2 separate regions of the Mus musculus genome follow, and region 2 is linked to region 1. A link is a loop called in an ENCODE intact Hi-C map of the cell type or tissue named here. Cell type or tissue: left cerebral cortex. All regions are shown on one strand.

The links. A loop is a pair of places that touch in the nucleus more often than their neighbours do. Peaks named below come from ENCODE experiments on the same cell type or tissue, not always from the same donor. Only the 100,000 strongest peaks of a DNase experiment are listed, where the experiment ranks them.
Region 2: a loop joins it to region 1, with 3 times the contacts of the local background. A loop is called at or near these places in 8 of 42 quality-filtered maps.

Annotation. Positions count from the first base shown.
Region 1 is chr13:38,033,374-38,041,373 of GRCm38, reverse strand. Cage1 (cancer antigen 1) reads left to right here and starts at 4,437. Exons shown (of 13, transcript NM_027724.2): 1 at 4,437-4,555. Riok1 (RIO kinase 1) reads right to left here and starts at 4,385. Exons shown (of 17, transcript NM_024242.3): 1 at 3,843-4,385; 2 at 1,100-1,301. The coding sequence starts at 3,913. In left cerebral cortex, a CTCF peak has its summit at 4,095; a DNase peak (open chromatin) is centred at 4,191; H3K4me3 peaks cover 2,269 bases; H3K27ac peaks cover 1,205 bases.
Region 2 is chr13:37,430,214-37,438,213 of GRCm38, reverse strand. Gm4035 (predicted gene 4035) reads left to right here and starts at 3,093. Exons shown (of 2, transcript NR_167664.1): 1 at 3,093-3,218. In left cerebral cortex, CTCF peaks have their summits at 3,789, 3,990 (motif pointing left), 5,969 (motif pointing right) and 6,266; DNase peaks (open chromatin) are centred at 3,872 and 7,779; H3K4me3 peaks cover 929 bases; H3K27ac peaks cover 467 bases.

The sequences.
Region 1 (8,000 bases):
TATTATAATCACCAGGAACAAACAGTTACAGTAGCCAACAGTACTATATATATATATACAGTGTAACACAGTCCATGATGAAATTATCCAGTCTCACCAGTGACTTAGTATAGGAGTTACCAAAACTTACTTTGTATTCCAGGCTGGCCTTGAACTTGGGATCCTTCTAAACCTCTTCTTCACAGGTAGCTGGGGCTACAGTACTGTACCACCAGCTCAGCTACACTTCTCTAGTTACCAATGAGTTTCAATATTTTTCCCCCTGCTGTGCTGGGAAGCCAGGAACAGACCCCAGAATCTTTTGTACGCCAGCCAAATGCTTTACTATTGAGCTACATTCCCAGCCCCATTTCTGTTCCATAAATGGTCTACAGTTAATAGTTTAGTTGTGGCTTTTCCTTTGTATATTTTTAAGTTCATTCATCTTATGACACTTCAGTAACTATTAACATTTACTGATTATTGAAAGAATCCAAATACAAGAAATTATGAGAAATATGAAAAGCACAAAGAAAGAAAAAAAATCAGTAAAAGCCAGGGCTCTAAGACAATATATCCTACAGAATCACAAAGCCTTTTTAAAAAACTACATGGCCTGGAAAGATGGCTCAGCCCATAAATTATTCTCATTCAAGTCTGAGAACTAAGTTCAGTCCTCAGCACCCACATAAAAAGGCAAACTCAGTGGCAAACATCTGTGATCCCAGCACTGGGGCAGATGAGAGAGAGAAGGGTGTCTGGAAGACATGAGCCAGTGGCTGGCTAAACAGTGAGCTTCAGGCTCAGTGATGTCAGGACTGGAACTGGATCCCAGCACACACATAAGAACCTGCTTAGATGTTGTGGATCCCTGTTTAGTTATTTATCTGTAACTCCAGCTCCAAGGGAGGGACTTGGTATCCACTTCTGCCTTCCCCACATGCGCACAGGTATGTGCACACACATGTGTATACACTCACACAGACACATCCACACACATAAAGAAAAGATGAAGTGGAGAACTGTTGAGGAAGACACCCGGCCTGTCCCCCTCTCCCCCCACACACACACTGGAACACAGACAAGCAGATAACACAGATTTACAGAATTCCTTACACACCTGATAGTTACTGCCGCCATTCCAGGTACAACCCTTGGTGAGTTTTCCAGTTGCATCGTCCAAGTACCAATCATCATCATCATCATAGTCGTCTTCCTCATCGGTCTCAGCGTCGCCCTTCACCTCTGCTGCAGCATTCTGGAGGCTTTTAAGTAGAACGCCGCCATCTTCTGCATGGATTGGCTGCAGTTCTTTGTTTTCACTAGGAACAAGAATGTTCTGGCATGTTTATCCATCCTCCAAAGGGAAAAACACACACATACACACCTTACGTTCCCCAATCTGCTCCGTCTTCTTAACATCAAGTTCTCTGTCTCCTCATCTGCAGCAATGCTTTATTCTCCACGTCCGTGTACCGTCAGTGGGTGTTGGCTTTGCTTTTGCCTTAAGTCAAGTTAGAATTTACACTATCATCTTGGGTAAATGAACTGACTCTGACTAGTGCACAAGACCAGACTCTAGTCAAATCATTCATACACCTACTTTCAGGGGTGTGTGTATCAAAATTTGCCTTTCCTTAACTCTCTGTAATACCAGGAGCCGTAGCAAGACACTCCTAAGACACAAATAACTCCAAATCACCTTTATTTATAAAAGGAAGCAGTGATGGAGAGGCCCAAGACTACACAGTGAAGTGGGCCAAGTATAGGACAACAAGGGGGGACTATCAAGAGAAGTGGTCTAGAGAGACAAAAGTACAGCCAAAGGGAGGAGAGGTTCACAAAAGATGCAGACCCTGTTGTTACTGATCTTCCTAGTTTTTCAAGAAGCTAAAACACTCAATATTTATGTAATTTTTTTCACATAATTGCCAGGTTCAATTTTTTTTAAAACATTGTACATTCCAAACAAAACATATTTACCACCAAATTCAATAAAATTCAATTCAGTGTTGCTAGCTTTGACCTTTCCTGCCTCTGTGTCCCAGGTGCTAAGATTAAAGATGTGTGTACCTCACCTGACCATAAAAAGAGCCATTTTTTTTTCTTCTAGTTCTGAGGACCCAGAGCCTTTCCCTCTCTAGGTAATCACTCTGCCACAGACCTAATCCCCAGCACCTCAGGCCGCCCCGCCTCTCCCACCCCCTTCCCCTTTGTTGTTTAGTCTTGTTTGAGACAGAGCTCCCTGTTGGGTCTGGCTGCCCTGAAGACACTATGAAGCTAGAGCTGACCTTGAAATCATCAATATCAGATGCTTCTGCTTCTAGAGTGCTGGGATTAAAGACGCTGTACCACCACACCTGGCCCCCAATGGGTCTTAAATAAGTTCAGTCGTCAACTCCAATTTATTAATTGGCTACAGCCCACAGGGCTTTAAATGCCCACGGGCATGAGTAGGAAGGAGACTATCATTTGATAGCTGCAGTTTACTAGGGCTTCATAAGTATCATACATAAATTACTCTTCACTTACAAATCTAATAATCTAGACAGGTATGTTAAAGGCACAACTATGTGAATGCTCTCAACTAGTCAATCCTCTGCTGTGAGGTTGTCTTATGCGGAACTACCTACCAGATACCACTAGTGTCTCAGCCCAGGTGTGACATATAAAAATGTCTCTGGATTGGTGCAATGGCAAAATCAGATCCAGCAGAGGACCATGGGTGCAGTCTCACAATATCCTGCGTGTATGGGGCCTGTGGGCAAAGTAAGCTTGTCCCTTCTTCCCACTTAAACGCTTCCGTAAGGATTTCTCTGAGATGATGTGCCCATTCCTCAGTGGAAGGCTGGAAATCTCCAACATCTCCGGCTAAGCCCTACTTACCCTCTATTTACCATATGTTATTGATCACTCATTTTTTTCCTTTGTACTATTCACCAATTTTAATTCAAATAATTTACCTCGTGTGAATATCTATCTCCCCTAGCAGAGGCCAACCCCTGTGGCAATCAAAACGGTAGTCACCAATATTTCCCTACCACTCGATCTGACACACAGAGTGGTCAATATATATACTTATCACAACCGCTCACAATTGATGAATAAAATCTTCCTGACTATAAGGTACGCAAAACTCTTTGTTGTTTCAAAATGGCTATGTGTAAATTCTCTTTTCTTTTGAACGGGAAGTTTTCCGTCACTGCTTGCTTTTGGACCTCACATCCAATTTCACCACAAAACCTCAACACTGCTACCTCGAAGTCGTTCTACGACAGCAGCTCTAGGAGCCATCCGGTTTGAAGCTGGTTATTTATTTATTTACTGATTCTCTGCTCCACTCCTCTCTACGAACATCTTCTACATGACTCACCAGTTCCTTTAATTCATAAATCAAATGACGGATGCTCTGTCGCTGCAAAAGCCCTCCTCTGGCCTGTAAGACCTGAACAGGATCTTAACTCCTCACAGTCACTTGGAAGGCTCGACCTGGCTGGCCTCCCTTTTTTGCCTCAATTCTCTCCGCTACGCTGTAGGTGCTAGCCTCTTGGTTTGCCCTCCTTTCCAAAAAGACAGTAGTGACTTGATTTGTCTTGTTCATCATACTCGCAGAGGTAAAACTTTTGCTCACTGTGTATGGAAGCCTGTATGAAGAAAAGAAAGGAAAAAAAAAAGGCCCACCTTCCTCAGTGGTCCCCAACTCTTGCTTCTCTGCTAAACGTCCCGGGACCCACTGACAGGTAGGTAGCTTTCACAAGCTGCTCACCCCGAGAAAAATCCAAAGCCGTCAGCTGTCAGCTCCCCGAGCCCAATGTGGAGCTGGCGGAATCGGAGGAGTCCCTGTGTCACCACCGGCCGCCTACCTGTCTGAGGAATCCGCGTCGTCAAATTGCCCGGGGACCACCGAAGCCATCCTGTCCAGACTGCAGTCCATGGCTAGGGGTGTGAGCCTTCGGCGCCCCTGAGGCCGCGATCGGAAGAGCCTGCTTCCCACCTAGAGGATCCAAACGCGTCTCCGCGATTCCCGCCCCTCAAATCCCTCGGCAACCGCCAGGCCCAAGAAGGCAACGACCAGGCGCCACCGGGGTGTCAGGATACAGGGTTTCGGCAAACGCGGCCACCAACAGGCCGGAAGTGCAACGCCGGAAGTATGCCACCAGCAGGGCCTCTCCAAACCCTAGTGCCCTCAGGGAGCATGCGCGTGACGGTGGCCGGGAAAGACCAATCCGCGATGTGAAGTGGGCGTGGTGCGTTGTTTGTAGCGTGGGATGTGTAGCTCTTGTTGCTCCCCAGCCTTTCGTTCTTGCTCCACCATGGCGTTTACGGTCATAGGAAGTCAGCCTGTTTTTTTTTTCCTCCGGCTGCTCCTGAAGACTTGCGTCCTCTGACCTTCTTCCTCTGGACCCAGGTGCGGTCCGGAGGACGTCACACTGGGGCGTTCGAGCGCCCTGCGACGCACCAGTTGGTGCCCTCGGTGGGGACGGTTGGAAGGTGTTCTCCCTCCCGCGGAGCCGGTGTGCCGGGAGGAAACCCGGAATCCTTAGCCTGAGTCACAGAAGCTCGATGGATCATGGAAGTGAGCACACTTTTGCTCTCTAGAAACGTTGGTGCGTTGTTTTGAGATGCAATGATACAAGTGGTTGGTTTTTGTTGTTTTTTTTTTTTTAAGTTGGGAAGTTCAAGGTTTTTTTTTGCGTTTGGCAGGAACTCTTGTGACACCTCTTTCTGCCTTTATTAAATGTTAAAATGTTAAGTATTATCTAGCGCGCGCTTGTGTATGCGTGCTCCGTGAGTGAAGTTCAGAGAATAACTTGAGGGCTTACTCCTTCCACCTTGGGCTCCGGGAACCGAACTCTGGTCGTCCGCGCTTTTTCCTGTTCAGCCATCTCACAAGCCCTCATTATCTTCAAACGGTTTTAACTCAAGCCGAGCGGTGGTGGCACACGCCTTTAATCCCATCCCTTGGGAGGCAGAGGCAGGCGGATCTCTTGAGTTTGAGGCCAACCTGTTGACAGGAGGGGCTACACAGAGAGACCCTGTTTCCTCGAAGAAGAAGAAAAAGAAAAGAAAAAAAAAAACAAACAAACAAACAATGGATTTAGGTAGAATGGCTAACCAAGCCTGGGTGGTGGTGGCTTGGTTCAGCACCTGGTTGGGCCAGTCACAACTACTATAATTCCGGTTCCAGAGGATCCTACACACACATGGCACGGGTATACTAAACAGGCACATACATTTTTTAAAGTGTAGTTGCAAGTCACAGGCCCATGGAAAAGAAACATTTTGCGTTTGGAAAGTGATTTAAGGCACTAACACATCCCTGTCATCGAACAGGTAGTGTTTATTTGCAGGACGGGAAAGGTGAGCCCAAGGTTGAGTCCTCCAGCAGCCCTGCCTAGCTTCCTTAGCCTACTTGGTTTTTTACAGTTTACCAAATGATGACATCGATTTGAAAACGTCTTCAGTAAATAAGTAATCTAACAAAGTCATCCAGGCAGACAGGTACTAAGGATAGACTGAGACAATCTGATAATATGCCACTAGAATGGGGGGTATTTTCAGCCTGTGTTTTAACTGTGTAGACCAGAGTTTCTTAACTAAAGATCATGGCCCCATAATGGGGTGGGGAGAGTCATGATAAATTCTCCACACCCAAAACTTGATTCATAATTTAAACGGTGGGGTGAATCTGACAAATTTCGGGCAATATTCACCCATGATAACTTCACACAGCTTTCACTGTTCTCACCACTATACCAACTCACAGCAGCAAACTGCCTGAAATACCTCTGTTCAGATTTGAAACTTATATGTTCCTGTTAGGGTCCAAGAATAGCTGAAGGAAGACCCCAGACTCAAATAGGATGCACAGGCAAGAAGAGTGTTTACTGAAGAAATTACCAGCATTCAGGGGCCAACCATTTATCAAAACGGCAACCACCTGAGGGGCTCATGGACCCCTTTAATGGAGGGCTAAGAGAATTTTCCAGAAGGATTAGGTAACCTCCAATAGGGGGGCAACGCAGTAACATTAGTACAATTCTGATTGGTTGTTAACCTAGTTTCATTGTAATTGCTGAGACCAAAGAATTTTGGAAACCAGCTCTGTTCTGGCCTTGTTATCTCCTCCAGCTAGGTGGCCTCCAGCAGTTCCAGACTTAGCCTCCCTAAGTCAGGGCCATCTGACTGAAGGCCCATTGTCAGCAACTCCTGGGGAACCCAGTGTGCCTCCCAGGAAATGAAAATTTTATTCCCAAGGCTTTGGACTTCTCATTATGAACTGCAGAGTTTTTTTTACTGTACATTGCAGTTTTCTGGTCTTACAGAAATAATCGTTTCATTACAGAAAGCAGACCTAATGTTTTCCTGGTTCCATTTCTCAGCAGATAAATATTAAAATAGTATATCTTTGGATGGTATTATGTCAGATAAACACATCTAATTAGTATGTAAATTTGCTTTCCTATTTAACAGGTAGTAAAATTATATGTATATCAAAAGAATTTTAAAATAAATTTCTGTATAATTTATTATCAGTAAGTGTTTTGTTTGTAATTCTACTTTATGTGCATGTAAACTTTACATAGTGAGTAGGAAAAGTTTTAAAAGCCATGAACTAATCTATCCCACTAGATGTAAAAAGAGAAGACTGTAAATAGGAAAATCAGGGGCTAGAGATGTGGGTGCAGCTGGGAAAGTGCATACTGCTCAGACAAAGGACTGGAGTCTGGTTCCCAGTGCTCAGGTCAGGTGACCCCCCTCTTCCTGTAACTCCAGCTCGGACACCACTGGGGACACCACTGGCTTCCCAGGACTCCTTGAATCACAAGCACAGACATGCACAGACATACAAATACATGCACATACATAATTACATCTAATAGGAAAATTAGGCCCAAGAAAGAAGAGAGCTGGCATGGAACAGGACTGGTGTGTGTGCAGGAAGTATTGAGAAACTCTAGACTCCTTGCTGGACAATTACAATGTGGATATGGAAAGTTAGTGACACCCTTGCAGCTTAAGACTGAACAGTAGACAGTGGTGACTTATGAGAGAGCAACGCAAATATACCATCACAGAGACTGTAAAGCTAGACAGTTGGTGCGCTGGCTTTTGCCAGCTTCATACACTATTTGAGTCACATGGGGAAAGGAAAGCTCGATCTGGGGGCTCTCCATCAAACTGCCCTGTGGGCATTTCTGTGGGGCAATTTCTTAATCATGTATTGTTGCTGGAGGGTCCAGCCCACTGTGGTCTGGGCCATTCCTGGGTTGATGGGCCTGGGTTGTTTTTAAAAAGGTAGATGAGCAAACCAATAAGCAGTGGTCTTTTCCAGTTCTACTTGAGTTTCTGCCGCGTTCCCTCAGTGATAAACTGTGAACCAGAAGTAGAAGCCACAACCCTTCCAAGTTGGTTTTGGTTATGTTTGTTTGTTATAGCAACAGGAAGCCAACTCTGGAAGGTTCGAGGAGAGGCACAGGCTCAGTCAGACGGCTGGGATGTTAGAAAGCATCCCTTTGTACGGAGTAGTACTGGGTAAATGATGTGGATGTAGGGTTTGAATGCCTCATGGACAAACAGAAGAATTTGGATTTTATGGCTACACCTACATATCCTATCTCCTGATGGATGTGTATAAGAATACAGATCAGGGGGCTGGAGCGATAGATAGCTCAGCCATTAAAAGCTAGGTGCACAACCAAAAATATAAGAATACAAATCAGGACTGGAGAGATGGCTCAGTGCTTAAGAGCATTGACTGCTCTGTCAGAGGTCCTAAGTTCAATTCCCAGCAACCACATGGTGGTTCACAGCCATCTGTAATGGGATCTGACGCCCTCTTCTGGAGTGTCTGAAGACAGCTACAGTGTACTCATAGACATAATATTTAAAAACAACAACAACAAAACACAGATCAGTAGTGAGGACAGGAGCTAGAATGAACACGTGGATTATGGACAAATACACAAGGGAAAAACAGACAGAGTTGGATAACAGTAGCTATGGGAGATAATTTAGGA
Region 2 (8,000 bases), 600 kb after region 1:
ATGCAAGTGAAACCTGAGCCTAAAGAAACATCAGTACCTGCTGCCCTTATGATGAACTTTGGTTTCTGCGGTGATCTAGAGGACAGCAGATGTTCCCCATGGGCCTTCCAGTCCTTTGATCTGCGCTGCCATTTTGAGCATGGCCACCGAGTTGTCTCCACTGTCTCCGGGCTAGTGGTATATTGTCTGGGCTCTGAGGGAACCCAAGTTCAAGAAAGCAGGATGCAGAGAGCCTCCAGTTTCTGGGAAATGGCGTTAAAGCAGAGACCTCCCTAACAGGTGCTCTCTGACCTGGGGCGTGACACTTGGGACGTCTTGTTCAAGCATCTCCTCTCCAGTTCCCTATGACTTTCTGACTCTCATGAGCTGTACCCTTCACATCCATGGACCCCACACCCTTCCTCCCATCAATTCTCTCTGCTTTCCCGAGTCTTCTATAGCTCCTGGTCTGGGTCTTGGCAGTAGATGCTGCATGCCTTGAAAGGAAAAAGCGTCAATTTTCTTGTTTGTTTGTTTGTTTGTTTGTTTTCCTGGACTGGTGGCTCCACTCTATGGGATTCAGCCAGAAGAAGAAGAAGAAGAAGAAGAAGAAGAAGAAGAAGAAGAAGAAGAAGAAGAAGAAGAAGAAGAAGAGGAAGACCCCATTTTCAAGAAAATGCTTGTATGTGGATATCAGTAAGGGGTACAAACTTAATTACATCCAGAAAGACAAATATTACAGATGATCTTATTTGTGGAGCCTAGATTTTATAGCAGTAGACACAATTGTGACTACATGTATTACTTGAAGAAGAAGCAAAACCGACTAGGGCTAAGCAGGGGCAACAGAGGGAGGAGGGGAAGGAAAAGACAAAGCAGTACCTGGGGATACGTGGGGATATGTGGGGATACGTGGGGATACGTGGGGATACGTGGGGATACGTGGGGATACGTGGGGACCGTGGTCAAAATACATTGCAGACTGCTGTGAAGATGTTCCTGTGCGAGCCATTGCAATGTATCATGAATATACACCAACACTCCTCTACACAACACCCCTCGGTTCTCAGCAATAGATTGGGCTTCTCTGAATCTTCCGTCTTGTCCCTCCAGTCCTCATCAGTCCTGTAGCCACTCTGCATGTGGCTCAGTTTCCCCACATGCACAAGGCTTTCCCGCTAGCACAGACTTTCCCCCCTGGGCTTTTGAGGGGGCGGGGTCCTGCAATCACACTCACTCTTGAACCTCCTTGTTCTAAAAACCACATTCCATACCTACTTCAGAGTGCAAGGCGCAGAAGGCCACATTCGCACAGGTGTTATTATTACTCCAGTTTGTACCCCGACAGCTGAGCTGTCCTGCTCTGTTCCTGCCTCGTGGAGTCCGTGAAGGCAGACACACTCTTACCCGGCTTTGGAAAACAATACAAGTTCCCGTAAGAGCTCGGTTGCCACACTGCAGAGCTTGCTGAATGATATCTGCTTAGCTCACTTGCAAATGACACCAGGACTGGTTAAAGACCATCCCCCTAGGTAATAGGTGTGAAATCGGTGTTCATCACCAGTGGCTTTTCATTGGGTGGCTTTGGTAAATTCCTACCTCCCCGCAGACCTGGGCAGGCCCTTCTTCCTGCGGTTGAAGTGTTGTTTCAACCCTTCCCTTAAATCGGACGCTTCTGGTGCTGTGGAAATCAACACCCCTTAGTGATGCTTATCCAAGACAGCAGGTGACTTTTCTCCGGTTACAAGAAAAGGAAAGGCTTGCTCTAGGGGAGACTGGAATCTACCCGTCACCCTCCACCCCCCCCCCCCAGGAACAGAATTTGAGAAGCTCTCCAGGGGTGCTGTGATGTATTTTCATGCAGAGAGAAGAGGGTCTCAGACATTCTTCGCTAAAGTAACGAAGTCTTAGCAAGTCTGGTGGGTGTGTGAGGTGGGGGAGGGACGGTATGGAATGATAGTTGATTCTGGGCTAGGGTAGGGCTTCTGACTCTCTCTCTCTCTCTCTCTCTCTCTCTCTCTCTTTCTCCATAGGTGCTAATATTACAGGTGATGGAATAAGATTTTGGGCTTAAATGAATGTCCAGTAAGTTTTCAAACTAGCACTACACTTGGAATAATCTCAATGTCCTATAAGACCTATTAAGACATGAAATAAAACATTATGTAAAATAATAAAAACACAAAATGGAAATGGGTTAAACATTCTGGGAGGCACAATATTTCTCCACATATTTAATAAAGCAATCAGGAAGTCAGGGAATGTAGCTTGGTGGTAGCTCACTTGCTTGCAAAGCCTGGGGACCAATTTTCAGTGAGATAACTCCCCAACAAACAAACAAAACACATCCCAGAATCAGTAGAATGTATTTTTCAAGTACAAATCTGTGTAGCAATAACAATAAAAATGCCATTTGGTAAATACCAGGGTAGTAATTATTTTAGGTAGAGATTATGAATATGCAAAAATTAGAGGGCAAAGGTACGCTAAGGATCAAGACACTTACACAGTTTGTAACACTACGGCAGAGGACCTTGCTGGCCTCCATCCTAAGCAAGAGGCCAAAATGATCACTAGTAATGGCTAAGTCAGCAGCGAGAGCCTTCCAATACGATGTACAGGAACCTCATTCCTGTCCGACTCCTGCCACAACAGCTTGGCTTGAATTTAATCAAGAGAAAACCTCAGGCACACCCAAACCAAGACATAGTTCATCAAAAGATTGGTAGTACTCTTGGGAAGTGTCAAGGTCACGAGGGAAAAAAAAGGACCCAGCAACTTTCAAGTTTAAGAGAACTTGAGAGACACAGACAACAGATTCATTGTTTCATCCTGAGCCAGAAAAGGACACCAAGTAACACTTAAATAAGGTCTGAAAGTTAGGTAATACTAGTCCCATGTAAATGTTATTTTCTGATCTTGATTATTGCATCCTGCTTTCATCTTACTGTTCTGAGAACCTCTAAAAGGTATATAGGACTTCTTTGTATAATTATTGAAAATATTTCTGTAAGTCTGGTTTTCAAAATTGAAAGTCCAATCATCTATGTTTCTAACTATCTGGCTTGAACATCGTTGGGCGGCCAGTTTGCTCTGCCTCCTGACCGTTTGCCAGTTCGGGACTGCCATCTCTAATTAACATGCAGGGAAATGAGGAAATGGAGTTTCCAGAGCTTTCGTTGCTTTTCCAAATCCCAAAGCCAAGTCGCCCTGGTCGTCCAGCTGCTTCCTGCCTGCAGGTGAGAAAGGAGACCGAGTATGTTCTAAACTTTCCTCAGGGTTCTTCATATACACTATCAGAGACTCTAAGCACGACCTAGTGCTGAGACTCAAGGATAGAGACTTTCTTGCCTTCCACTCCCCCATTATCACTTCTTAATTTGATTATGTGATTTCCCCCACCCTCACGCTAAACTTTTAATTCTGTCTGGACACTTCATTGTGGCTTCTCCAAACCTTCCCTGTCTGAGCTGCCCTACCGCTGTTCTGCAGCGTGTCAGCAATAGCCATTTTAATGCCATCTCTCAAGAAGGACGCCATGAAACCTGTGTTTGCGTGCTCAAAGACAGCTGGGTGCTGCATCTGGACAAATATCTGGATTGAGCTGCTCGGGTGTTGGGAAAGTCGTTCTCATAGCAAAAAGAATTGGTCATTCACGCAGCATCCTTCCACGCGCTCCACTTCTCGGAGTTGGGATCGCAGTAGTGGCTGGATGGGTGCTGCCCCTCAGAGGAAGTTCGGCATCTTTTGCTTTGCTTCCTGGACCGAACGTGTAGCTGCTGGGAAAATACTTGACAGTCAAGCCATAGTTGGGAGGATTCGACAACTGGAAAGGCACAAACATCCTTTATCTGTAGGGTGAGGTTAGTTTCTGTTTGGGCTTGTGCTTTTGAAAGGAGGAAATAGTTTTCATAAGCATCAGATTAGATGCAGGAAATGTCCACAGGACAATGAGAAGCTGCCGGAGGCCGAGCAACAAGATTTTGTCGTTGATTACTACTGCCATCTCCTGGTAGAACTGGAGAACTACTGGGCAATGGGCTTGGTGGGTAAATTACGGAAGCCTGATTACCTCTCCCCAGCTCTGTTTTACAAGTTCTTAGTAGCGTGAAAGGGAAATGCCAAGAACTATCTTTTAGATAAGAGTATTTATTGGCATCTTTCATCTATCCTTGAATGATAAATATAAGCACGAGGACTAAAACTACAGTGGGCTTCTCTTACCCTTAACTGTCTGTCAACTCTGGAGAAACCCAACGTTCCCTAAGCTACTCCTCCATGAAGCTCCCAGAGCTTGGGAACATAATAAACCCAGCCCTCTCTGTGGCTTGATAGTCTCCTAGCCCTGTGCTGGTATGGGTGGGGTGGGGTGGGCTTTTTTCTTTCTTTCTTGTATAGAATAGAGTTTATTTGGGGGCATGAGAAGGGGAATTGAGAAGGGAGTAGAGGCAGAGAAAGAGAGGAGGCAGAGAGAAGAGAAGAGAAGAAGAGGGAGGAGGACAAGGAGGGGGAGGGGAGGGGAGGAGGAGGAGGAGGAGGAGGAGGAGGAGAAGAAGAAGAAGAAGAAGAAGAAGAAGAAGAAGAAGAAGAAGAAGAAGAAGAAGAAGAAGAGAAAAAGAAGAAGAAGAAAAGAAAAAGAAGAAAAGAAGAAGAAAAGAAAAAGAAGAAGAAGAAGAAGAAGAAGAAGAAGAAGAAGAAGAAGAAGAAGAAGAAGAAGAAGAAGAAGAAGAAGAAGAAAGCAGCAGCTGGCCAGGAACATGTGGAGAGAGGGGGAAGGAGGGAGGGAGGGGAGAGAGGGAGAAAGGGGTCAGAGAGAGAAAAGGAGCAGAAAGGGGAGGGGTGTTTTCCGAAAGGGTAAGCTTATCCTTACCACTCTCAAAACATGAATTTACACATCAAAGCATTTGGGTTGGGCTGGCCATGCAGATCAGTGGTAGGGTGCTTGGCCAGAGTGCATCCTGGAAAAGCAAAATGAAGTCAAAACGTAAGCCTCTTTGATTATGTTGTTCATGATACATTCAGTCAATATATGTATTTTCGGTGTGTCCTTGATAACCTAGAGTTATCAAGTTCTCTAGGTCTGCTGATTGGTTAGCAATGCTAAGAAGCGAGAAGACTCCAGCTGGGCGTCTGGCTGTAGTCTTGTCTCTGCTGCTCAGTTTCCTGTGTCTATCATAGGTGAATTCTTAGTCTGTGAGACTGTTTCCTACAGTATCGATTTTAAATAGTCCCTGGATCAGGGATTGCTACAAAGATTAAGTCTGATGAGCACCCAAAGCCCGGAGTAGGAGGCAAACGGGAAGCACACAGCAACATTGTAAGCAGAAAGTAATGATTGGCAGTTACTGTTGCTATCTATAGGGCTTAACCTCCAGTCACGTGTTATCCAAAGTGGTGTCAACTACCAGCTTCCTGTGGCCACTGAGAGCTTGAAATGGGGTTAGACCAAAGTGGCAGATGTTATAAATATACAACACTAGGCAGGCACTGTAAACCTAGAATCTCAGCCCTCCAGAAGTGGAAGCAGGAGGACCAGGAGTTCAAGGCCATCCTTGCCTACCAGGTGAGGAGGAGGTCAGCCTGAACTACATAGAGACCCTTTCACAAAATAAAACAAAGGTGCCAAGTTAAAATAAAATAAAACCACAGTTGTGCCTTTAATCCTAGCACTTGACAGGCAAAGCTTTGAGTTGGAGCCCAGCTACAGAGCAAGTTCCAGGACAGCCAGGGTTACAAAGAGAGGACTTGTCTCAAAAGACAAACACACACACACACACACACACACACACACACACACACACACACACACACACACACAAATACATATACACACATATATATATGTATGTGTATATGTATATATATATGTGTGTGTGTGTGTTTTAAACACACACATACACACAGAGGATTCTGTTTGTTTGTTTGTTTGTTTGTTTGTTTAAGATTTATTTTATTTCTATGAGTACACTGTAGCTGTGTTCCGACACACCAGTAGAGGGCATCAGATCCCATTACAGATGGTTGTGAGCCACCATGTGGTTGCTGGGGATTGAACTCAGGACCTCCGGAAGAAGCAGTCAATGTTCTTAACCGCTGAGCCATCTCTCCAGCCCAGGATTCTGTTTTATAAGTTTTTATAAAAGAATTATTTTTATTTTATGTGTATGATTGCTTACTTGTATGTATGTGCACTGTGTGTGTGTGTGTTGCCAGCAGAGGTCAGAAAAGAGCATCAACTCCCCTAGAACTGAAATTAGGAACAATTGTGAGTGGACATATGGGTGCTGGGAACTGAACCTGGGTCCTTCGTAAGAGTAGTGAGTGCTCTTAAAATGCTGACTCATCTTTCCAGGTCCCAGACTGCAATTTAAAGTCAATACAAAGCCAAAAATGTGATATTGCTTGCCAGTACTTTACAAAAATCTTGATTGCATACTGAAATGATAACACTCCGAGGAGCTGGGTTAAATAAAATACACTTTGACACTTGGCATGTATTTAAAACTTTTGATTGACACATGGATTGCTCATATTCATGGATCATGTCAATACATGAGCTCAGAGTGTGATGTCATGTCTCGTGTCTACCAGCTCACAGAGTAATTATTTTTTGGGTTGAGAATATCTCAAATCCTCTCTACTAGCTGTTTTGTAATATTCATTGTCTTCTCATCCATAGTTAACCGACTGTGCTAGTCCTAATATACATTATTGACATGAATCCTAACCATTTTCTATTTTAAAAAGGAGTTACCAGAAAATTATGACTTCCATGCTTTGTGTACCAGCTTCTTGTTGGACAATTCATCCAATCAGGTGGGTGGATTAGAGGGGTAGAAGGCATGGAAATCGGGGGTAAAGTGAGCCAGGAAGTCTCTTGTCCACTTTACCAGTATCTTGTGGTTATCATGGAACCAGTCAAAGGAGGCAGTGGCTGCTTCTCTCGGGTGTTATGGGCAATGAGCGTGATGCAACCCCATAGGTATTGCCTGAGGTCACTGTGTGGTCACTTCAGGGAGTGACACTCTGTTCTAGGAGTTTAAAGACAGACTGAAGACCTGATGGTTGAGACAGATGTGCAGGATCCAAGGTAGAATCTCAGATGCAGAGTGGGGGGCCTATTGTTAACTAAGAATGATGGCAACCTGCTATCAGAGACATAAGCAGAGGAGGGATGTCATTGGGAGCAGGGCATTTGCTTCCCCAAGGCACTGCTGATACTTAGATTCAATTCCATAGGTCATCACTTGCCAACATGTGCTAGATTCTCTATTAGAAGCTGGAAAAAGCACCATGTCTGCTTTCATGGTGCTCACTGGCTAGTGTCGAAGGCTGGGGACTAAACAGTTGCTTGTATACGATGATCATAGTCTAGAATAGAATGTGTTACGAACTCTTGACTGGAAGAGGACTCCATTGTGGTTTCTTCTGAGATTTCTGGGACAGTATCCAGGGACAGAAGGGCAAAGCACATCTTAGACAAGGCCACTGGTGTTGTGTGCTGGGGCTCTCAGATGCATTGTGTGCTGGGAGCTGCACATGGCCCAGCAATAATGCTGAGGACAAGACAGTGATGGCCGGAAGCTGGAGAGAAAAGGAGACAGGGCAAACATGGAGGGTTTAGGGGCACAAGAGCAGGTGCTTTATAGACCCGAAACAGGGGAGTGGTGTGACTACATTTGTGGTTTAAAAAGATCCTTCTGATTAGACTGTAGGGTTCTGGTGAACTCAGTTCTGAGTCTGCTCCCAAAAGGGTTATAAAGTCTGGGCATAATGGATGTAAATCAGCCGTTTGAGGACTCCAGAAAATGACGACGAGTAGTAGGTGGATCGGGAAGAGATGATTTAGAATATTGGAGAGCCGCCAGTGTGCCTCCGTTTCTTTCTCCTCTAGGACATTCTCTAGGTTTAATTAGAGCCTCAACCCAGGAGAGGCTTCAGGACTGGGAAAGATTCAGAAGTGTGAAGAATGGGAAAGGTGTTTCTAATATTAAAAAAGAGTCAGGGAAAGTTTAGTTTCT